3 separate regions of the Homo sapiens genome follow, and regions 2 and 3 are each linked to region 1. Evidence: chromatin loops called from intact Hi-C (ENCODE). Cell type or tissue: dorsolateral prefrontal cortex. All regions are shown on one strand.

Region 1 (8,000 bases):
TGACCTCTGCGGGACTGGAGAGGTCTTGGAGTTGTCTGGAGACACTACAGCTGCTCCTGGGTAACAACATTACTCTTTCAACTAAAGCTACACTGACCCAGAGTGATACATCAGACATGAAAAGGCAAAACAATTACTCAGTTCACTTTCCTCTCCCAGGGGTTCAGTCTCTGCTGCCATCAGTAATAAGGAAGGACGTCAGGTGCCCTAGAAAGAAAGCCAAGAAGAGAGGAAGGCAGGAGTGAGGAAATAACAATTCAGACTCCAAAATCCAGTACATGGGCCACCTGGGAGGAGAATGCTTTGCTTGCTTTTGAAGGTAGAGTTCCTTGGAATTTAAAAAAAAAAAAAAAAAAAAAGGCTAATGTGAAATGCAAACCAAACCAGAGAAGCCTATATACCCTACATGTATTCAGAAAGAAAATTGTTTTCTGAAGGTGATAGCACCAGTAGTGATTTCTGGAGAATTAATCACTGTGAGTGTTTGAAAGGAGGATGATAGAAGACCTTGAAACTCCTTGTGAGCTACAGGTCAGCGCCCATCTCAGATGACTTCACAGTGATGCATGCAGAACAGCAAATCTTAAACCTGTAGTTCATCCAAGAATGCCAACCTGACATAGGCAATCAACTCCAAAGTGACTGATAGCATTTTCCTAACCTTAGAAATGACCAGACTTTCCAAGGTAAAATATTTATCTTTGAGGAGACACTCAATGAGGGAGAAATTTAACTGAGCATGTTATGAACCAAGACTGGAGGGAGAATAAATAGCATAAACCTTTTTACCAGTTGTATTTACTCTGATAAGCAAAATGGACCAAGATGGCAGAAGATGAGGGTGCCAAAAAGAGTTCATTTTCAAAGAATCAAGGCCAGGCACAGTGGCTCACACCTGTAATCCCAGCACTTTGGGAGGCCGAGGTGGGTGGATCACGAGGTCAGGAGATAGAGACCATCCTGGCTAACATGGTGAAACCCTGTGTCTACTAAAAATATACAAAAAATTAGCCGGGCGTGGTGGCGGGTACCTGTAGTCCCAGCTACTTGGGAGGCTGAGGCAGGAGAATGGCGTGAACCCAGGAGACGGAGCTTGCAGTGAGCCGAGATCATGCCACTGCACTCCAGCCTGGGCAACACAGTGAGATTCCATCTCAAAAAAAAAAAAAGAATCAGTACTTTTCAGGCTATAGAAAGATGAGAAACTTGCATGAAGGACCACCCTCATAAGCTCGCCATCATAGGAAATGTATGGTCATAAAGAAACCCTATATTTTACTCACAAAATTGGCATATGACCAAAAAGAATGGCTCTGGGTATCAGTTGAGAACTTCGGAAAGTGAAGTCATTGCAAATGGATTTTTTTTTAAGCCAAAAGTTTTTGTTATAGTCACTGATATTATTATTATTGCTACAGTCAGTGATATTACTGAAGTAGTGTGTTGGAAGGTTATCCACAAGAATGCAGATTTCATTAAAATAAAATTCAGCTGCAAAACTGTATCCAGGTTTTCTTTCAGGGATTAGCATGCAGGTCCTGGACACATGGAGGCAGATATCAAAGGCCAGATCAAGGTGATGAAACCCTGAACTAGGGCAGTAAAGTAGACATGGAGAGGAAGAGTCTGTCTGGAAAGATATTTGAGAAGTAGAATTGTAAGATCTGGTGACAGATTCGTGGTAAAAGGCAAAAGGAGAGATGGGGTTGAGCAAGGGGAAAAGGTCTAGGTTAATACCAAGTGATAGAATGGATGGAAGTTTTTCATTCTTCCATTTCTATACTTCTAATGAGAAATAGAGAAGTGACTTTTGTGGAGCAGAGGATAAATTCAGGTTTAGATGTTTGTTGTTTGAGGTTCTTGTGGGACAAGTAGGTAGAGATGTCTAATAGAAAGCTGGGGACACATGTCCAGAGCCCTGGAGGGTGATCTGGGCTGCCAATTTGGAGTTGAGGCTCATTAACATTAAGGTGGTAGAGATTGTCCAGAAAGATAATGTTGGGGGAAGACAAGGGAGTCAAGGACAGAACCTTCAGGAGCACAAGTCCTTGATAAGCAACAAAAGGAAGCAAATCATTAAAGGTGAATGAAGAAAGAGGACAATCAGGTGTCACAGAAGCCAAAATAAAGCAGATCTACCTCTTGGGAGATGTGGTTTTATGACTCCTCAAATCTGTAATTAGGTACAAACATTGGGAACGGTATTAAATGGAGCTGGGGGAGCCCAAAGGGACAAGAGACACACATTTTTGACTTTATGACAGTATTGTAGTAGGGAAGGTCATATGAGTGTAAGATACATATCTATAAGGTGGGGCTCTTTTAGCACCAGCTGATAGGAGCCACCTGTTCTCTTCAAAGTCCCAGCCATCTTTCCCTATTTGTGGTGCTGTATAACAACCAAATTGGGAGTGAAAAAGCTGGGTCAAGAGTAGGTGTGTCAGGTACTAGAGTGGTTCCACTGTCGGATACCCAAGACCAGCATCAATCCAGGACAAAACTGGGTAATAAATGAATGTGTCCCTCTGCCCCCCTCGGTCACCTGTCCTCCCAATTGGCACTCCCTCTCTTATGTGTCTAAGGGACACGTGGCTGAACCCAGTTTATAGTGGTGCTTCTGCCAACTGTGAGCTGAGGAAGAGTGGCATGACTTGCAGTGCAGTGAAGTGCTTCCAGAAATTTCTTAAGTCACTTTATTCTGCCTATCACCTGGCCCAGCCTATAATGATAGCTGGTGGTACTCCATCTTCCCCACCACCAGGCAGCAAGCTTTTCATGGGACCCTTTTCCCTCCTATTATTTCTTTTTTTCCCTATCCATTTAACCCTGTCCCAGCAAATACTTTAGAACACCACAAGTATCTCTGGCACTTTGGCTCATGAGGGCTTTTAAAGCTAAAGAAATTTTTGAATAGTGTAAAAAAAGAGTGATCTGGTTGAAAACTAATGTTAGGCTGTAGGGACAAAAAATCTGCAGGACTGGGTGAATGACTACTGAAATGGAGTTTAACAGTGTCAGGGGTTGGAGGGGTACAGGAAAAGGAATCAATGGTGATCCTGAAGGTTGGAAGACCAAGAAGTGTACAGACAAAGCATGTAAGTTTGGATTTTGTAGAACTATCTATGTAACGCTGACTTTTAGGTAAATTGTCACTCGAAGGCACCAGATTGCTATGTGTTAACTATAGACTGAGAAATAAGACTAAATTTCTATTATGAAGCAAGAAAGGTAATTCAAGCTCCTCATTTTCAAAGGAAGAAATGCAACACGCTATAAAGCATATCATTTAAACCCTCAATAGCTTTGCCAGCATAAGTTGCATTCTAAATGTCTGTAGGTGGAAAGCCGCTAGGTTTCAAAGATGCCCTCTTCGATGCCATGAAATGTGCTATTTCCCCTCATTTCCTTTCCATGAGTTAAACTCTTGGAAGAGGAAGTAGAAGGAGGGAAGTTTTGCCCAGTAAATTGGGGATTCTTGTCCCAAAGGGTAAAAGAAGCTGATATAGTAAACTGAGTTTTGTCCCTGCATGCTGCATCTCTTCTCATTCCACTAACCTCTTCAGCCTCTCCATAAATTAATCCTCTTGTATTATTGCCTGTTACAAAGGGCAACCGTCAGGGTAAGAAGACCCTACTAAGAACTCTCTGCCTGAGCCCAACATCAACAATGCCCATATGATCTTCAGCAATCCAGCTTTTTTATTGTAACCAGAGACCAGAGTTCTAACCTTCTTGAAATAATCTCCACCTAGACCCACCTTCCAGTTTATCTGAGAACTCACTTAAAGACTACACCACAATAACACATTCTGCAAAGACCCCGCGTCCCAGAGATGGCACATACCCCAGACTGCCTTGCTCCTCTGCAAACCTTAGCCAATTACCGAGATATTGGCTCCCTCTGCTACAACTACATATAACCCTGTCTTCAAAGCCAAATGTTAAAAAGCCTCATCCATATTAACCAGCTCCCTTTGGGAAGTGATAATTGGAAAACCACATAATGATATCTGTTTGCTAGAGAAAACATCTAACTGAGGCAGAAGTGACACAGCAAATGTGTGACTGCGAGAGCAGACCCCAGGTGCCTTAGCTGCCCCAAAACATGGACATGCGACCGCAGAAGAGGCAGGAGCGTCCCAGCGCTGCAGCTGGTACAGGGTTACTCTAGACGAAACAGGCCCTCTGTGTTACAGATCTGACTTCCAGAAATAGGAAGGATGATGCTCTTTCCCTCCCTCCCTCTCTCTCTCTCTCTGCAGAATCTCAGGTCAGGAGTTGTGCTGAAAGAATCCCGAGCCCCCTTGGCAGTCAGTGTCCCAGGAACCCTTGCTCACGTGTCAGCGGCACCACCAAGCCAAGTCTGAGGGGGTGCTGGGTATGCTACTGCATTCTAGCCACTAGAGGGCAACAGAGTCACATCCACGCCTCTGGCTCTGGTTCCATCACCTGAAAGAAGAGTAAACTGCACACAAATCACTGCCATGTTCCTCAAATTGAAGGCTACAGTAATTATCCATGAAAATGAGGAATGCAGAATCTACTACTCTGTAAGGCTGTCTGGGCTTTGCTTTATTTTGTCAACTTGCCCTTCAAGGTGGCCCAGAGCTGTGAAGCAGAGACCTTTTGAGTTCTGCATCATCGAGGGTGAGTCTTAAAGTCCTCCTGCTTTTAATCCTGATGGTGCTGGCAGCTGTAACCCACCCTTCCTGTCTTTCTGAGATGGCAACAATATGCCAAGAGGGATCAACTAGCCGTGGTCATCACGTGCATCTTCTTGAACCACAGATACCCTTGCATCCCCTTGACTCATGGCCACTGTTTATATGTCTTCATGAAAGGACATTGAAATATGGGAAAATACAGAGCTGGGTGGTAGGTGAGAAATGACGAAGAGGAGGCTTCCTTGAACAAAATGGAAAGAAGAAAAGCCATCCCCAGTCCATAATCTTATTGTTAGTAGGGCCCTTGGAGATATCCAGTCCAATACCTCAGCTTCACGGGCAGAGGATCTAAGGCCCTGAGAATTCTGATTGCTCTCCAAGGTCAAACTATTGAATGGCAGAGCCAGATTGAGGCCTGAGGCCTCCAAGGTCCTTGCTATATTCTTTCCTGTACCCCATGAAGCTTCTATTGGGTCCTTTGTAAGATGCAAGATGGGGATGGAGATAAAAACTGGAAAAAAAACAAAGAAAATAGATTCTTCAGTTTTTGTAATCAACATGTAGTAATGTAGGATAAATTTAAGACAATATTACTTCTCCCTGGAAAAAATAGGATTCTATCTTTAATTGTAGAACGAAAATATTTTCTCTTAAAGGAATTTCAGTCATCAGTACAGTGTGGAGGGGTATTTTATTTAGGGAGCTCATCTACATATTTTTAAAGTCAGACACTAAGCTCACCTTTTCCTCACCCTCCTTATCAGCTGATCCTGCATTTATTCCAGCTTCTCAGACCACCTCATCCCCGACACAGTCTTCTCCAGCAGTATGCTGGCCTGGATCAGATGGTCAGATTATGCCCTCAGGATCTTTCCTAACCTTTCAGAGCAGAAAAAGAAAAAGTAAAGAGGAAACCCCCAGGATACTCTCTCTCTGTTGATCAGGGATCCTGGGACTCTCCCAGCCCTCTTTGCACTACTCAGTGTCAAATAACAACGAACGTTTTTGCAGCTTTCTCTTTGCTATTTGATCTCCTATAGCCATCACTTGAGCTATTTTCTCTTCATTTTCATTAATTAATTATTCTGTTTAGACTGTGCCCTCAGAGCTCTGGCAGGGGTGGGAGGAGGATAACAACTTTATTAATGCAGTTATTATATTACTCCTAAAGGCAATGATGATGCAAGGAAGTGAACAAAGGAGAGTTGAGTAACTGAATAAGATGCCATGTGTCTTCCCACCTCACTTTAATCATTCCCAAGTGTCTCACTGGCCATTTTCTACCGCATGACCTCTTGAGGTCCCTTACAGTTCTCTCTATGGCTCTTTAAGACTGTAATGTACAGAATTCTAATGGTTCAGCAAATTGGTGTTGTCAGGGGCAGAATGATGATTTCATTTTATTCATGATATAAGAATTAGTAATAACACACGTATATAGTACTTTTATGAAAGCACTTACACATCACTGACTTCTCACAGCAAACCTGAGAGGTGGCAGGAGGAGGTATTTTCACCTCCATTTTACAGATGGGGAAGCCACAGCACAGAGGGTTAACAAGCACCTCCCACTAGGCTGATGCAGTACCACACCAGAGCTTCACCCTCCCCACCCCACGTCCAAGGGACTCACTTGCCTGGAGATCAAGCTTTCCACCTCCCTTCACTAACCATTTAATAAATAGTGAAGAGAGCTTGGGAAAAAAATCAGCATCCAAATGGAATCTTAAATTTCCATTATGACTTTAGTCCTGTATCTAGAGATCCAGTGTGTAAGTAACCCCGAGGGCAGCCATAGAAGGAAGACAGAGGAAGCAGAGAGCAGTGAGCACTGTAAGACTTTAATCGAAGGTTTCTCAACCTCAGCACTATTGACATCTGGGGCCAAATAATTCTTTGCTGTGGCACTGTCATGTGCGTCGTAGAACATTTAGAACCTCATCCCAGGTCTCTACCCACTAGATGTCAGTAGCGCTCCCCACCCATCCCCAGTGTGACAAGGAAAAACGTCTGCAGCTATGCGAATTGTCCCCTTGGGGTCTAAAATTGCTGTTGGTTTAACCCATGATATTATGATATGTAGCCTGTCTCAATATCTCTCTCTCCTCTGCCACCCCCTTTCCCAGGAATAGTTTGATGAGTTATTCATCCTCAATGGAGATGGCCAAAGTTCCATCTTTCTTAGGAGTTTGGACCTCAATTCTACGTCTCCCCAAAAGAGCCATCTTGGGAGAGTTGCCTTATCTCTTACAGCCTCAGTTTCCTCCTTAGTCAAATGCAAATTATAGCATCCATCTTGCAGATTTTTATAGGGATCAAACAAGACAATGTCTACAGAAGCCAAGAATAGGATCTGGGTCAAAGAAAACATTCAGATATATAGCCAGTGTGATTTGGAGGAAAGAAAGGGTTTGGGTGAATGGAAATAACTGAGGATGATACCTCTTTAGGGAGAGTTTGCATCTGCCACCCCCCAGTCTACCTTGCTACAAGACACTGCCAGGAGTCAGCAATCCAGCAGAGTTACTGTGTGCCTGGGGAAAGGAGGCGACCTTACTCCCACGAGTGCACAGGACTGTACTAGCTCAATGACAAGCTCTGCTTCTCTCTGAGTGGCAAAGCAGAAGTTGTCCTTAACCACTGGGATATTTCTTCTTAGGTATTCAACCCTGTGGCCTTCCCTAAAGCTTCATATTGTAATTAATTTCTGGGGCCAGCAGGGAGTTTTCTCCTAGAACTTCTCATGGCCATATTGGCTTCACTGATGTCTCAGCTAAAATGTTACCTCTTTACAGAGGTCATCCCTGACCACCCAACTACAGTTGCCTCAATCACTAGCCACCCTGTATTTCATTATCCTCTTTCATTTTCTTCTTAGCTCTCTTGCTTTTTGTCTGTATCTCCCTTTACAATGTTAGCTTCATGAGACCAAGGACTTTGTTCTGCTCACCACCATAGCCTATACATTTAGAACATTGTCAGAACTGCCGTAAAGAGTCCAGAATATTTATTGAATAAGTAAGTAAATTTATTTATTAACTCAAAGATGTGGAGTTACTCCTGTGGTACTGACACTAGAAGACAATAGGTAGTTATTATTTATGTAATTGATCTGAAATGTTCATGGGGAACCAACTGTGATTCCTGGTAGCTGCTATTCCTCAGAAGACTTTTTTTGAGAGGCCAGTTTTCTCCTGGAACAGGAGTCTTATTAAAGAGAAGAAAGCATAGCCCACAGTGGCCTCTTGAATTCCTCCATCCTTCGTAGCGGACATTGCCAATGACACAAAGTCATAGGAAATGGACTGGAATGGGGAGATTGAGTGTGGACTTCTG
Region 2 (8,000 bases), 740 kb after region 1:
CCAGGCTGCCTGGGAGCCTGTGGGGATTTCTAAAAGTAGCGGGAAGAGGCTGACCAGATAGAGTGCTGGGTACTGATCAGGAAGAGGAAGAGAAAGGAGGATTATTCTAGCAAAACAGTACAGTCATGTGCCGCATAACAACATTTCGGTCAACAACGGACCACATATACAAAAGCGATCCATTATATTAATAATACCATATTTTTACTGAACCTTTTCTATGTTTAGACAGATAAATACGCACCATTGTGTTACAATTGCCTAGATTCAAGCCTCCCTCAGTCTCATATTCTGAAAAGAACAGGCTATACCATATACCCAAAGTATATTGTAGGCTGTCCCATCTAGGTTTGTGTAAGTACTCTATGATGTTCACACAGCAACAAAATCACCTAATGATGCATTTCTCAGAACATATCACCATCATTAAGCAACATATGACTGAATATGGGACAGAGAGCTGTACCAGTTATCAGAAAGCCCAGGTAAAGATGGAACTCTGCCATTTACGAGTCTCTCAGAACCCCAGTACCTGCTCATAAAAAGCACACAGCACAATACACAGAAAGAATTATTAACGTTTACTGCCCCTTGCCCTGCAGCAAGCTTGCACTAGATGCTCCACAATCATTAACTCAATCCATCCCCACAACAAGCCTAGGTGGCAGGTAGTGTTATGATTCCAATTTTAGAGATCGGGAAATGGAGGGACAGGACAGAGAGGTTAAGTAACATGCCCAAGGCCACAAAGCCAATATACCAACAGGCAGTTTGGCTCCTGTCTACCGCCAAGGCTCGCTATGAAGCTCCAGGCCGTGTGAAAGCAGACCGAGGGTACACATGTGAAATCCTGGCTGAGGGCCACATAGGGAATCATGATGGTTAATTTTACATGTCAACCTGGCTGGGCCACAGCACCCAGATACTGGGCCAAGCATTACTCTGGATGCTTCTGTGAGGGGTTTTGTTTTTGTTTTTGTTTTGATACGGGGTGTCACTCTGTCACCCAGGCTGGAGTGCAGTGGAGTGATCTTGCCTCACTGCAACCTCCACCTCCCGGGTTCAAGGGATTCTCCTGCCTCACCCTCCTGAGTAGCTGGGATTACAGGTGTGCACCACCACACTTGGCTAAATTTTGTATTTTTTTTAGTAGAGACGGAGGTTTCACCATGTTGCCCAGGCTGGTCTCGAACTCCTAACCTCAGGTGATCTGCCTGCCTCAGCCTCCCAAAGTGCTGGGATTACAGGCATAAGCCATCGCACTCAGCTGTGTGAGGGTATTTTTAGGTGACATTTACAGTTTGTTTGTTTGTTTTTTTAATTCAATTTTTTTAACTTTTTTTTTTAACAGAGATGGGGTCTCCCTATATTGCCCAGGTTTGTCTCGAACTCCTGTGCACAAGCAATCCTCCCATCTCAGCCTCCCAAAGTGCTGGGATTACAGGCATGAGCCACTGTGCCCAGCCAAGATTTACAGTTATATTAGTGGACTTTGAATAAAACAGATTACTCTCCATAGCATGAGTGGGCCTCATGCAATCAGATAAGGGTCTGAACAGAACATAGACTGACCTTCCCCAAGCAAGAAGGAATTCTGCCAGCAGGTAACCTTCAAACAGCCTTCAGACTTGAACTGCACCATCGGTTCTTCCTGGGTCTCCAGCCTGCTGGGCCACTCTGCAGATTTTGGACTTCCCAGCCTCTATAACCCACATCAGCCAATTCCTTAACATCAATCAGTCTCTCTCTCTCTCTCTAGCTCTAAATACACACACACAAGCAAACATGCATGCACAAACACACATACACACACACACACACACACACACATTCATATCCTATTGGTTCTGTTTCTCTAGAGAGCCCTGAGTTACACAGGAATGAAATCCAGCCCAGCTCTGGCCAACCTGCCATAGCCTGGAGGAAGAGATGCAAAAAGAGGGCACCTTTTACCCCCTCCCATCAAGTTCTCCATGGGACAACAGAGGTGCTGTGTGCCCCTCGCCCAGGCAGGCCTTCTCCTGCCTCATCTCTCCACTTCTGCCTTGTTCATGCTGGTCCTTGCGCCTACAGTGCCTGCTCTCTGCCTCTACCACCAACAAGTTGGATAAACAGTTTATATTCTTGGAGGAAAGGCTTCTTTATCTCTTTTCTGAACATTTGCTTAAACCTTGAGCAAACAAGACAAGCTGCCCTCCCACTGCACCCACAGGCTCTTACAAAACAACTGGATATGAATTATTCTACCCGTTGCACAACGGTACCCCTGCACCTTCTCTCTCCTTCATTCTCATTGAAACTCCAGTCAGATGGTGCATCAAGAACACAGAGCACCTGCAGCATACGCTTGTCCCTACGTACTATGGGGAGCTGTAAAATAAGTTCCCCTGGGAGGAAAGACCAGGGGGTGAAAAACTGATAAAAACAAATTTCAGAGTACAAAAGCCAAACCACACCACCCAGACACCAATATAAGCATTGCCCCTAACAGAGGTATTTCTGTGCTCCATGCCAGCAGCTGGCCTCATTTCCTTCAGTTTCTCATGGGATTTCAGAGGTGGACAGAACCTTATCTGATATAACTATATTCTAGGACAGAACTGGACCATTTCTTTTTTTTTTTCTTTTTGAGACAGAGTCTCACTCTCTTGACCAGGCTGGAGTCCAATAGCCTGATCTCAGCTCACTGCAACCTCCGCCTCCTGGGTTCAAGTGATTCTCCTGCCACAGCCTTCCAAGTAGCTTGGATGACAAGCGCCCACCACCACACCCAGCTAATTTTTCTATTTTTAGTAGAGACAGGGTTTCCCCATGTTGGCCAGGCTGGTCTCGAACTCTTGACCTCAAGTGATCCACCCACCTCAGCCTCCCAAAGTGCTGGGATTACAGGCATGAGCCACCACGCACGGCTTGGACCATTTCTTGAAATAGGCTGTAACAAGATCTGACTTGTCTGTATGTCATGGGGGCAGGTATAGATGTGTGTGTGTGTGTGTGCGTGTGTGTATGTGTGTGCATGACCAAAGATAACAGCATAGTGTGGCTGACAATTCAAAGATCATCCCTTAATTTCCACGATAACTCTATCCCCAAGCTTCCCACCCACTTCAAACCTCCCCATCTATATCTTCCTCCACTTTTCAAAGATGACCTCATCTCCCACATTACTAAATATTCAGCCTATTAGGCAAATTCCTTCAACCACCCGACCACATGCCCCACCCCACTCCGTATATCTCAGTCTCTTCGTCCTTCTTTTGATCAGGTCCCTCCCCAAGTCCTCCTCTCCCTCAGACTCACATTCTGAAAAGAACATTCTAGGCCCTTCATAATGTGACCTCAGCCCCAATCCTACAACCTCTGCTCCACTATTCACCGGCTGAACGCCACATTGTAATCAACAAGACCTCACTGTTCACCTCCATGCTTTATGCTTTCCTGTCCCTGCACCTCTGCTGAACCCAGCTTATTAATCAGTAATCACTTCCTCCAACATCCACCTCCTCCAATTCCATCCATCTCTAAGGGGCTGGGTCAGAGGCCACCTGCTTCAGAAAGCCTCCATCTGCCCAAGGCAACCTCTCTCTCCTCTGCAAGCTCGTTGGGCACTATGTGGCCATGTATTACCATGATGAGTGAACCTCCCATGACCCTGGACTGTGAGGACTGGAATGAGGTCGTACCCATCCCTGGCTACACCCAAATGTCCGGCACTGTCCTTTTTCACTAAATGCCAACCGCGTAGACCAGCAGGAGAGAGAAGGAATGAAGGAAAAGGTGCTGAAGCACAGAATCACTGGCCATCAGAGACTGCGGAGCATCAGAGAACTCCTAACTCCAATACCACGTCCTCCAACATGGAGTCAAGGGCTGAGGCACCCAGGGTGGTCAACAGCCTCGTGGCTGAGGCTATGCATGCCCATTCAGGGTGTAGAGATGTCAGCCTGCGTTCCTTCAACAGCACGAACCATGCCCAAGAGCAGAAAGACCCCCAGTCTCATCCACCTGGTCAGGGATCCCCCCACAAAGAGAAGGGCCAGGTCTTTACAACCATCCCTGACTTGCAAGCTCAGGCGCCATCTGCTGGCCAAGGTCAGCACTGCATCTGGACCCACAGCCCCAAGGGCAGTCAAGGGGACCAAGGCTGGGACCACCCCTGACCCAGTCCAGAACGAGGTCACTTTTGAGGAGGCAGAAACGACCCCACCTCCCAGAGGCTGGGCTCCTGATTGCTTCCTGGAACCTGTCTTTCAGGATATAAGCCTAACAACCAAATAAAGGAAAAAAAGTAAGTTTCTTTCTGGTAATACTAGCTGAGAAACTTCCAAGATACACACAGACACACACACAACTGCTTTTTTTCCTGCCAAACAGAAGCTGTTATGTAGGGGACGAATCACCAGCCTGGGAATTAGAGGACATGAGGTCTCATCCCATTGCTTGTCACCAGCCCTCCCTTAGCAATGTGGCCCCAGCGCACTCCCTGCCTGAGCCAATGCTATGCAAGGAGAGTGCCCCTTCGAGTGCCCTCACCTCTGCACTGATGGTGCCAGCTGATGTGCAGAAATTCTGGCTGATCCAGAAATGCATATGAACCGTGGGGTCCAGAAGTACTGCACCCTCAATCTTACCCCCACACCTATGCTGGGAATGCCCCACAGGGCCGGGCCCCACCTGCCTGCAACAGGGATGGGTCTGAGGACATAGTGACCTCTAACACTGCTGTTGACCATCCAAGCACCTCCCTCACCACACCACCGCTCTCTACAGTCTGAGCTTTAGGAGCACTTATGGAATCTCTGAGCTCAAGGTAACCTCAAAGCCTATCCGAGGACTGGGACCTAGGAAGGTGGTGAGGCATAACTGACAGCCTCTTTTAAGCCAGGGATGAAATGGAGCTTTCTGCAGAAGGTCTTAGGGCTGGCATGGAGCTGAGGATGAGTGGGGCCCACTCAAGCATCCTGGAGGCGAGACTGCTCCCCGAGAAGTGTCATGGGAGGGGCTGGAGGAGGCTGGAAATGCCAAGTGAGTGACATTACCCCGCCCTCACACCCCCACACGCACCCACCCTTCTTCCCACATGGCCCCGCTCCCCTCCCTCCACCCACACACTGGGAAAGTGTGTCACCAGGGAACAAATGCCATCTTCCAAGGGGGAGGAGGAGGAAGAGGGCAGGGAAGACAGAGTGTGTGCCTGTGGGGCCCTGGTAAGAACCCAGAGGGCTCTGAAGAAGCTCCCCAGCTGCGAGGGACACCCCTCAGAACCATGACATGGACAGTAGCCCATTTCCTCAGGGGTCTAAAGAAGCATTGTGGGGGCAGGAGCCACATGGCCACTGTGCTCAGGGCTAATCGGCAGGGGGTGGAGGGGACTGGAGAAGGGGCCCTGAAGATCAGGCGACGTCTTCCAACCCCAAACATTCTTTAGCCAGCTGGGTGGGCCACCATGACTGCTGACACTCCAAACTTCCCTCACTCCACCCTGGCTTGGGGACAGCCACTAACCTGCCCTTGTCCCACCTCCCTCCCCAGCTCTCCAGACAAGTCAGCCTCCAAGGGTTAACCTGCTGCCTCCTGCTCCTTGTTTCCACCCCCAGAGAGCTGCCACACGCCAGCAATGATGCACTTCACACTGTTATTACCGTGATTTATTTAGTTTTAATTTGGGGGTGAATCTCGTGCTGTTAGAAGCTGGGGGCCAAGAGTCTTGGCAAGAGGCAAAGCCATGAGTGGGCCAGCACTATGCCAATTCAGTCCCCTCTGCCTGGGGTCCCTCTCTCCTGACCCTGCTCCTCCCAGCTTGCAGCCTGCTCCCTGACTCCAGCCACAGTTCGGGTTTACCTTTCACTCAATGTCTCTCCCTTTGGAGGACATGTTCCTCAGTGGCAGAGGAGTCAGAGATGTTTCTATGTTCACCTGCTGTATGATCCAACCCCCGCTCCAGGCCAGGATATCACTGAGAAGTGGGACACCTTTGAATGGATGCTGCGTACCTGGGGCCAGCTCCACATTAAGGGACCAATAGTCAGTGCCAGCTCCCTGTAAAAAGGGAACCACTGGTCTTTATCAAACCTCTGCCCTACTCTCCTGGCCCTGCGCCAAGTAGCCTAACAACACTATTTCTAGTTCATCCATTGGCTCTTTAAGCAGACCCAGGGCACCTGCTAGGTACTGTTCCAGAGCTGTAAATACAGAGTAAAAGGACTGTCATGGTCTTCATCCTCAAAGACTATGACTTGCAGGGAAATCCTTAGACACAACTAATCAAGCCACAAGTTGCACAAGTGCAGGGAGCAAAGTTCTGCAGAGCCCAAAGGAGGGATAAGATCGGTCAAGGGAGGGTCACAGAAGACTTCCTAGAAGAGCTGGGGTTTGGACGGGAAACCCAGCACCTAGCACCCTGCCTGGGATTTGCTAGCTGGGTGGACAGATAGGCAGATGGCCTGAAGTCACTTGACAAGTAGAGAATGAAGCAAAGACATCAGGCAGATGGTAGACCACGGCACAAGCACTGAGGACTAAGACAACACAGTGAGTTTGAGACAGGTAGCACAATGGGACCAGAGCGTAGGGAAACAACAACCACAATAGTATAGAACACCATTACTATACAAATAATAGCTAATATTTGTTGAGCACTTGCTCTACATCAGGTACTATACTAAGCACCTTCTATTCATTATCCCGTGTAATCTGCACAGCAACCTTATGTGGTGGGCTATAGATAAGGAAAGTGAGGTGCCAAGATCAATCATTTGTGCAAGGTCCAAGCTCTTGGCTCTAGAGTCTAAACCACAGTGTCACTCTGCCCCACCAACTTACAGACAGGTAGGTTGAAACCAGATGGGATGGGGCTTCAAAGCCCTACTGAGGATAAAGCTTCAATAAGGCCTTAAACCTTCAGTAAGTGACATTTATTATTAGGTTGAACCATATGAATGATATATAGGTTTCAGGTCAATAACAGTCTCATATGAACTATTTCATATGGTTGAACTGGTATGTTTCACTGAGGGCCACTGAGATTCCTTCTAACCTCTTTGATTTCAGCACTGAGAGTGGCTGTGACATTTGGTTTTGTGTCACTGGTGGATCCCCAGCACCCTGGTCGAGGCTGCAAGAATTCAGCCGGGGCCTTTTCTGAAGCATCCCAACCAAGGCCCATCCCCCCTGCAAAGGTGGGTACCTCCTTGCCCAGATCTTCTCGGATGACCTGGCGGATCTCTTGCATGCTGCTCTGTGGAGCCTGGCTGTGCAGTACCTTCAGCGTGCTGGTGTACTCCTCTGGCAACAGGTAGTCCAGAGCCCCCAGGTGCTGGCCCACCTTGATGAAGGTGCCCCGGTTGGCACAGCAGAGCTCACAGAGACGCCTGGCAGAGCGAAGGTGCACCTGCAGGAAGACAGGCCAGGACCAGAGAGGTGTGAGTGCAGACTGTTCCCTACACCTTGTTCCCTTCACCTTCCTGCTCTGCTTGAAAACCCTCATTACCCCACAATGCCCAGGGCAGATGCATGCACACACACGCACACACACACACCTTTTCCCTTGGTGTCCAGCTTCCTGGTACACGGGGCAGTCAACTCCAACCTCATACAGAGGCCGCCCTTCAAACACGGCCCAGTGCTTCCTATCTCCTCCTCTTCATCAAAACTTACCTAGTCTGGGTCCCACTCCCTAGAAATAAGCATTCAAGGCTTTTAACCAAGTCTAACCTACTAATGACTCATTCAAGGGACACAGAGTTAAAGTATTTGCCACCCACCCCTCAGACATACCAATTATGCTTTGTTTGTTTGGATTGCTACGTTTTATAAAACATGGTCATATGTATGGTATCTTTTAATCTTCACAGCACCTCAGGGAAGCAAGTTTTGGTATCTTTAAAGAAGATAAACTCCGTCGTTTTGTTGCTAAGGAAATCACTAGGCCAGGCGCGGTGGCTCACGCTTGTAATCCCAACACTTTGGGAGGCCAAGGCAGGTGGATCATGAGGTCAGGA
Region 3 (8,000 bases), 580 kb after region 1:
GTGTAAATGTCATCTCATGGTTTTTAGCCCTTGGAATCTAAATCCCTAGTCCAATCCCTAGAACTAAAGGCTTGTGGTACACCCTTGCTTAGAAACAGTCCAGGCTTAATAAATATCTTTTTACATTTTATATAACCCTGTGGAAGACAGGGTTAGCTGTCCCCAAAAATCTACTGTCCCATTCTCCAGAATAACAGGAACCCTGTGTTTTTTGGCTGGGTTTCATGGCCACCTGGAATAGGGATTACATTTCTCAGCCTCCCCTCCTTGAAGCTATATGTGGCCATATGACCAAGTTCTGGCCAATGAGATGTATAGTAGGTGATAAATAAAACTTTTGAGTTGTGTCCTTAAAGGGAGGGAACATGCCCTTCTTGACACCATTTCCTCCTCCTTCCTGCCTGAAATAAGGACATGGTATTGAGGTATTCTGTATGATGCAGATGAAAGAAATGCCTTAGAAATGGCCAAACATGGGTTTCTTGTACCTTAGAGCTCTGTTCCAGCTCTGGTCTGCCTAGCAGCAGACTATTGCTATTCCATGAGAGAGAAATAAGCCCTTGTCCTATTTAAGACACTATTATTTGAGGGGTTATATTAGTCTGGGTTCTTCAGAGAAACAGAACCAACAGGGGATAGGTATGTATATTGTCTTACTTGGTTACGAAGGCTGAGAAGTCCCAAGATCTGTATCGGCAAGCTGGAGACCCAGGAGAGCTGATAAGGTAGTTCTAGCACAAATCCAAAGGCCCAGGAACGAGGAGAGCCAACAGTGGAAGTTTTAGTCCAAGCCCAAAGGCCTGAGAACTAGCAGAGATAATTGTGTAAGTTCCAATCTAAATCTGAGCCCAAGTCCAAATGCAGGAGAAAACCCATGCCCCAGCTCCAAGACAGAGAGCAGATCCTCTCTTCCTCAGCCTTTCATTCTGTTCATCCCTTCAATGGATTGGAGGATGCCTACCCACATTGGAGAGGGCCATCTGCTTTATTCAGTTTACCAATTCAGAGGTTCATCTCCTCCAGAAACGCCTTCACAGAGGGACTCATCCAGAATAATGTCTAACCAAACATCTGAATATTCCATGGCCCAGTCAAGCTGACACATAAGATTTATCATCACAGGGGTCTGTGTTACTAAATCAACTCCTAACAAAAATTGTCCATTAACTTAAACCATTAGCTATTTATTCCTGTGTGCATGCCTACCCCCTCCTCCCCCAACACACACACACACACACACACACACACACACACACACACACACACGCACTCACTGTGCCCTAGCTCCCAGTAGACACTCGAGAATGAACTGAAGAATTTGTTGTTTGATGAGATCAATGGCACAGTCACTAGCATCAATGCTTCCTGCTCTCTGGGGTACCAGCTCCCAAGTGTGCAAGATTAATCTTTCCCACAGGGTTCTGATGCCCCTGAGGGTACCTGCTGGCAGTATGTCATGTGATATGCAAAGTACCTCTTTCCTAGAGACCATTTTGCTCCAAAATGTGATGAAAATAGTTTTGAATTCTTCATCTCTTAAAAGGGTTTTTTTTCTTTAATATGCACAAGACAAAAGCCACAGAATTCTACTTTCTAGTGTCAGCCAATCTTGTACTTTCCATGAACACCAGGAAAGCAGGAAGCATTTATGTGTAAGGAATGATTGAAAGCATTGTTCTTTTTATGTTATCAGTGAAGCCTCAGCAGTATCCCGGTGAACTGGGTCTATTGCTTTAGGGAGAGGAGATTAAGCCAGCCTTAGCCTAAGCATGCTCTGTTGATGGATGTTACATGGGAAAAGAAAGGAAAGGTTTCGTGGTCAAATGAGTTTGGGAAAAGCCTAATTAGAAACTATAAACAAGTTTCTTTGCTGTGGGATTTCTCAGAGCTTTCAATGTGGTGATGTGCATTATGAATCTCAAACAGAAGACCTAGTTTGCAGAGCTGCCCATAGAACAGCTTCTCGTGCACAATTTCATAGTGAAGCATTTCCAAGGAACTCCCTTGTGAATTATGTGATGTGACTGTTCTCACTGTCAGTCATGTCTGTAGAGGGGCAGGAACATATTTTCAGTCTATTAAATTCTAAGAAGTAAATTGCCTGCCCACTCCTGGTATTTTGCCCTTCCCCTTTCTTACTCTCCCCTTCCCATCATGGTGGTTAGTTTTATGTATCAACTTACACAGGTAGGAGTACTCGGTTATCCAATCAAACACTAATCTAAATATTGCTGTGAAGGTATTTTGTAGATATATAATAGTTAACACCTCTGATCAGGCTAAATATCGCTGTGAAGGTATTTTGTAGATATATAATAGTTAACACCTCTGATCAGGCAACTTTAAGTAAAGAAGATTGGCCTTGATTACATGGGTGAGCTTCATCTAATCTGTTGAAAGTCCTGACAGCAAAACTGAAGTGTCCTCAAGGAAGAAGAAATTCCACCTATAGCCTGCAGCACAGCTTCCACCTGAGAGTCTTCCAGCCTGCCCACCTGCCCTACATGATTTGGGATTGTTCAGTCAGAACCTATTAATACAATTATGTAAGCCAATTCCTTGGAAACAGAAAGATATAGAGAAATCAACATGGATATTCGTGTGTGTATGAGCATGTGCGCAAACGCGGAGGCAGGCAGCAGCAGGGAGCAGGGGTGTCACGAGGTTCGTGTATCCTCCTTCCTCTGTTTCTCTAGTAGAACCCTGACTGACCCACCATTGAAACAGATCAGAGGCCAGGCACAGTGGCTCATGCCTGTAATCCCAGCACTTTGGGAGGCCAAGGCAGGCAGATCACCTGAGGTCAGGAGTTCAAGACCAGCCTGGCCAACGTGGTGAAACCCTGTCTCTACTAAAAGTACAAAAATTAGCCGGGTGCGGTGTTGCATGCCTGTAATCCCAGCTACTTGGGAGCCTGAGGCAAGAGAATCACTTGAACCCAGGAGGCGGACATTGCCATGAGCCAAGATTGTGCCACTGTACTCCAGCCCAGGTGACAGAGTGAGACCCTGTCTCAAAAAAAAAAAAAAACAGATCAGCAGGCAGCCTCCTGCTTCCTGCTCAGAACATGGAAAAGTGAGGGACATGGGCCTAACTGGAGAGGCAGTATAGCACAGTGATTAGGACGAGCGACTTGGCAACAGATGGCCTGGGTTTTCATCTCCTCTGCCACTTCTTGTGTGACCTTAGGCAATTTCCTTTTATCTCTCTTTGCTTTAGTTTCCACATCTGTAAAATGAAGCTATTAATAGTACCTACTTCATTATGAGGTTTAATGTTAATCCACAAAGCGCACTTAGGAAAGCACCTAGCACATAGTAAGCTTAATAAAATGTTAGCTATAACTGTTATTTCTTGAAGAGAGTAATCTAGAAGCACCTCTACCCACCCACCCCCACTGCTACCCAGGGCAGGGGAGGCCTCTCTTTCCAGGAGCTGGAGGCAAGGAAACTTTCCCTCTTAAAAAATCTTCTGAGAAAATAGGATTGCGGTGCAGAAGACAGGGGTCTTCTCCCTGGATTACCGAGGGCACCTATGCCCCACCCCTAGGGTTCAGCATGGGCCAGGACACATCCTCTCTCTTCAAGTCTGGTTGATATCAAGTAACATCATTTAACTAGAACTTGATCACTTACAAAAGATCTCCTCCATATGGTCCATTTGGCCCACATCACAGTGGTGTGAAGTGTAATTATTCCCATTTTTCATATGGGGACACTGAGGATCAGAACAGTCACGTGACTTTTCCAACTTCACAGAGCTTGATGCAGATGAGATGAAAAGCAAACCCAATGTTCTTCCCCCAGATCAATGGCCCTCTCATGTGTATGTCTCATTTGGTCTCCCGTGTCTCTTTCTGTCTTTCTCTATGTCTCTCTCTGTCCCTTTTTCTTTTTGATGACTATTTGGCTGTCTTTTTCTCCCACATTTTCTTCTCTAATTTTCATTTCTCTTCCCCCTTTCTTCCTCCTTTTCTTTTCTGAGAGACAGAGTCTCACTCTATCACTGAGGCTGGAGTGCAATGGCACAATCTCAGCTCATTGCAACCTCAGCCTCCTGGGTTCCAGCGATTCTCCCACCTCAGCCCCCGAGTAGCTGGGATTACAGGTTTGTACCACCATGTCCAGCTAATTTTTATATTTTTTGTAGAGATGAGAATCTCGCCATGTTGCCCAGGCTGGTCTCGAACTCGTGAGCTCAAGTGATCTACCTGCCCTGGCCTCCCAAAGTGTTAGGAATACAAGCATGAGCCACTGCACCCAGCCGTTTTTCTTTCTCTTTTCCCTTTCTCTTTCTTCTTAGTTCAGACCTTGGATTCCCCACAATCCATCTAAAACAAAAGGGGCTTAGGGTAATTAGCAGCCCAAGGCGATTCCAACTCCCATTGCCATTGGCGGGGATTGAGCTGTGTGTGTGGAAATACAGGACAACTTTGTTACTCCAGGAATAAGGGCAGAAGAGCTGCTCCTAATAGGGAGAGAGAGAAGCAAGCACTGCCAAAAGCAGCCCCCTCAGCCATCCTGTCCTCTTTTTTCATTTCCATTCTACCCTCATTATAATCCTGTTACGATTATTCTCCTGGAACCCACGGCTTATCCTAAGGGGAGAGAAACTCAAAGAAATAGAGGTGGTAGCGGCACCTCTAAAGGGAAGAGAGAAGCAAGCCTAACCCTGGGCAGAGAAGTGGCTCTGACAGCTGAAGAAGTGAATTCCCATGCAATTTCCCTCATTACGGGAATTGTGTAACTGTTCAGAAGAAAGAAACACAGTTCACTGCATCTGAGAGCCTCTGAAATGGCTGCCCAAGCTACAGGAAGCGCATCATTTTCCCTCCCCACAGTAATGAAGAGCCACAACCAACTGGGCAGAGAAAGGGCGCCACCTCCTGGCAAGACACGAGTTTAGGACCAACAGTTCATGACCCAAGTCACACCTACTACAGGGCAATTTTGCACAACCTTCACTGCCCTATGCTACTGTCACCCATGGCCCCTTTTAGGCCTTGGAAATTAGCAGACTCAGTTGAGCCATGACAAGATGACCCTGCCTCCACTCGACAATTAAATTCAACAAGATCACTATCCTTGTCGGCACAGCCATGTTTAGTTGGGCAACTGTCTTAACATTGTATTGAATTTGCTGTATTTTTTTTAATAACTGGGAAAAGAAAGAGGAAAGTGAGAAGGTAAAAAGTCTTACAAATTTAGGACAACGGAATCAAAGGTGAATATCATCAGGCTTGTCCAAAGTGTTGAATCATTAGTCTTGACTGGCCACCCAGCTCCTCCAGCCAGCCAGCCAGTCTGTGTTCAACTGTAAAGGCAAAAAGAGAAATTAAAGACATTCTAGGGTGCTAGAAATAGAGCAATAGATGTGGTATCTGAAAGGCAAGATGTAACTAGGGCTTATATAATTTGATGAATACCCTTGATAACATGTAAGTGTATTGTTTGGCTTTCAGACATTCTTTTTGTGTGTGTGTGAAATGGAGTCTCACTCTGTTGCCCAGGCTGGAGTGCAGTGGCATGATCCCGGCTCACTGCAACCTCCACCTACCAGGTTCAAGTGATTCTCCTGCCTCAACCTCCCCAGTAGCTGGGACTACAGGCACCCACCACCATGCCCCGCTAATTTTTGTATTTTTAGTAGAGACAGATTTCAGTATGTTGGCCAAACTGGTCTCCCACTCCTGACCTCAGGTGATCCGCCCACCTCAGCCTCCCAAAGTGCTGGGATTAAAGGCGTGAGCCACCATGCCTGGCCAGCTTTCAGATATTCTGCTTCTATATGTTTTATCTGAAAGTATATTATGACCAAAGCAAAGGTAGCAGTATCTTCCCGGCTTCGAGGTACAGGCCAAGCAGTAAGTGATTAGACTCCGTTTCCCCAGAAATGACACCCTCTGACACCATCAGAAAGGAGCTGGGGACAACATGGTGTGAGAAGACCACATGGGACCAAAGACCTGAATTCAAATCCTAACTCTCCTATTTTAAAGCTCTGACTTTCAGAAAGTGAGAATAAATCTCTCTGGTCTCAGTTTTTTAATCTGTAAAATGGGAATGATAACAATAGCTGCCAAACCTATCTTCCAGAGTTGTATAAGGCTCAAATGAGATCAGGTCAAGGAAATGGGGAAGGAGCCTAATGGCCGAATGTGTCCATGCTGGCAGTGGGCTAAGCATTTTATGTGCACCATCTCCTTTAATCCCATAAGGACTATATTATTACCTGCACCCCACAAATGAGAACATTTGCAGAAGTAAATTTTCCAAAGATCCCACAAGTCATTAGTAGGTAGAATTTAAATTTAAGAGCACCTGACTTTTTATACAATATTTAATAAAATACCATAAAAATGTAAGGGGAGTTTTTATCTAGGAAATTTATATGTGAAATTTCTGGGCCCTTCTTCCCACTTCCCTTGCTCTTTGCCCTAGACCTCAGATTCTCTCTCCGACAAAAGCCCCCAATTCTGGGTCCTGGAAAGTTCCAGTATGAGTTGTCTAGATGTCTCTGTAACCTGAAGTGAAGGGGCCTTCTCATGGGACTGCCTGTCTTCCTAATTTCTCTCTAGAGGCCAAGTGAATCACTTTCCCTTCTAAGGGAATTCCCAACACCAAGGAGCTGAAGAAGCCTGTGGTTTCTGGGAGCAGAGATGTTCTCATAGTTGCCAAAGCCACATCACCTACAGGCTCCATTTAGGATGGACCTTACTGTTCCTATTATGGACCACTATAACCATTCTTCTTACAATGCCCCTGAATGCCCATCCGAGATGGACTCCCAGGATGGATAGACCAGTTGTCAGTCCCAGTGTAGAATTCTATTATGTTCTATTATGCATTCCCATCTGATATGGTTTGACTGTGTCCCCACCAAAATCTCATCTTGAATTCTCATGTGTTGTGGGAGGAACCCCGTGGGAGGTAATTGAATCATGGGGGCAAGTCTTTTCCATGCTGTTCTCATGATAGTGAATAAGTCTCACGAGATCTGATAGTTTGGAAAAAAGGAGTTTCCCTGCACAAGCTCTCCCTTTCTTTGCCTGCTGCCATCCAGGTAAGACATGACTTGCTCCTCCTTGCCTTCTGCCATGATTGTGAGGTTTCCAGCCACATGGAACTATAAGTCCAATTAAATCTCTTTCTTTTGTAAATTTCCCATTTTCGGGTGTGTCTTTATCAGCAGCGTGAAAATGGACTAATACTTCACCAATCTCTCAGAGCCCCTGAATTCCATGCCAGGAAAACAACTGCCTTCTCCATCTCCACCTGCTAGTCCCAAGGTATCTCAAACTCAAACCCTCTAAACAACCAAAGTGTCTCAGTCAATAGCATGACCTTTCACACAGGCACCAAAGCAAATTCCACAGTGTCTGACACATAGTAGGGATTCAATAAACACTTGTTAAGTTCATTCATTGAACAAAAACATTGATTGAAGGTCATCAGTGTGTCAGACATTCTTCTTGGAGCTGGGGATACTGTGGTAAACAAGTTAGATGAAGGATGAGAAGGAGACGAGAGATAAGTATGTAATATAACTTTGTGTAGTTTAAGTACAAAAAGAAAGTTACGCAGAATAAGGAGGTAGAGGGAGATGAGTGTGAAGTGGAGGGAGGGGTCTGTTTTAGATAGAGCAGTCAAGATAGGACCCTCTGAGGAGTGACGTTTGAGCAGAGACCAAGTTGGAGGAGGATATGAGATATTCAGATATTCAGAAGGAAAATATTCCAGGGGATGGCAAGTATGAAGGCCCTGAGACAGGACCAACTTGGAAGTTTGAGTACAAACAAGAAGGCCAAGATAGCCAGAGCAGAATGCACCAGGAGACAGACAGTAGGAGATGAGGTTGGAAAGATAGGCCAAGTAGGGTCCTGCGGGGCCCAAAGACCTGGGAAAGGACTAAGACTGGAAGTCTTTGAAGGCTTTGATCAGGGAGTGAAATGATCTGACTTACATTTTAGAAGATAATTATATCTTGTGACTAATGTATAT

What was found. A loop is a pair of places that touch in the nucleus more often than their neighbours do. Peaks named below come from ENCODE experiments on the same cell type or tissue, not always from the same donor. Only the 100,000 strongest peaks of a DNase experiment are listed, where the experiment ranks them.
Region 2: a loop joins it to region 1, with 4 times the contacts of the local background. A loop is called at or near these places in 26 of 110 quality-filtered maps.
Region 3: a loop joins it to region 1, with 2.0 times the contacts of the local background. A loop is called at or near these places in 16 of 110 quality-filtered maps.

What each region holds. Positions count from the first base shown.
Region 1 is chr14:78,594,627-78,602,626 of GRCh38, reverse strand. The region is part of intron 4 of NRXN3 (neurexin 3); the gene reads right to left. Among named protein-coding and RNA genes, the nearest start is that of NRXN3-AS2, 110 kb to the left of the region's middle. RefSeq lists a silencer at 4,287-4,336. In dorsolateral prefrontal cortex, CTCF peaks have their summits at 4,198, 4,401 (motif pointing right) and 6,609 (motif pointing right); DNase peaks (open chromatin) are centred at 4,376 and 6,627; H3K4me3 peaks cover 549 bases; H3K27ac peaks cover 3,158 bases.
Region 2 is chr14:77,858,466-77,866,465 of GRCh38, reverse strand. It overlaps ADCK1 (aarF domain containing kinase 1), which reads right to left. Exons shown (of 11, transcript NM_020421.4): 4 at 7,187-7,390. Among named protein-coding and RNA genes, the nearest start is that of ADCK1, 62 kb to the right of the region's middle. RefSeq lists an enhancer at 3,826-4,025. In dorsolateral prefrontal cortex, CTCF peaks have their summits at 3,882 and 4,081 (motif pointing left); DNase peaks (open chromatin) are centred at 4,085 and 6,085.
Region 3 is chr14:78,019,059-78,027,058 of GRCh38, reverse strand. No RefSeq gene overlaps it. Among named protein-coding and RNA genes, the nearest start is that of NRXN3, 150 kb to the left of the region's middle. In dorsolateral prefrontal cortex, a CTCF peak has its summit at 4,865 (motif pointing left); a DNase peak (open chromatin) is centred at 4,878; H3K27ac peaks cover 1,524 bases.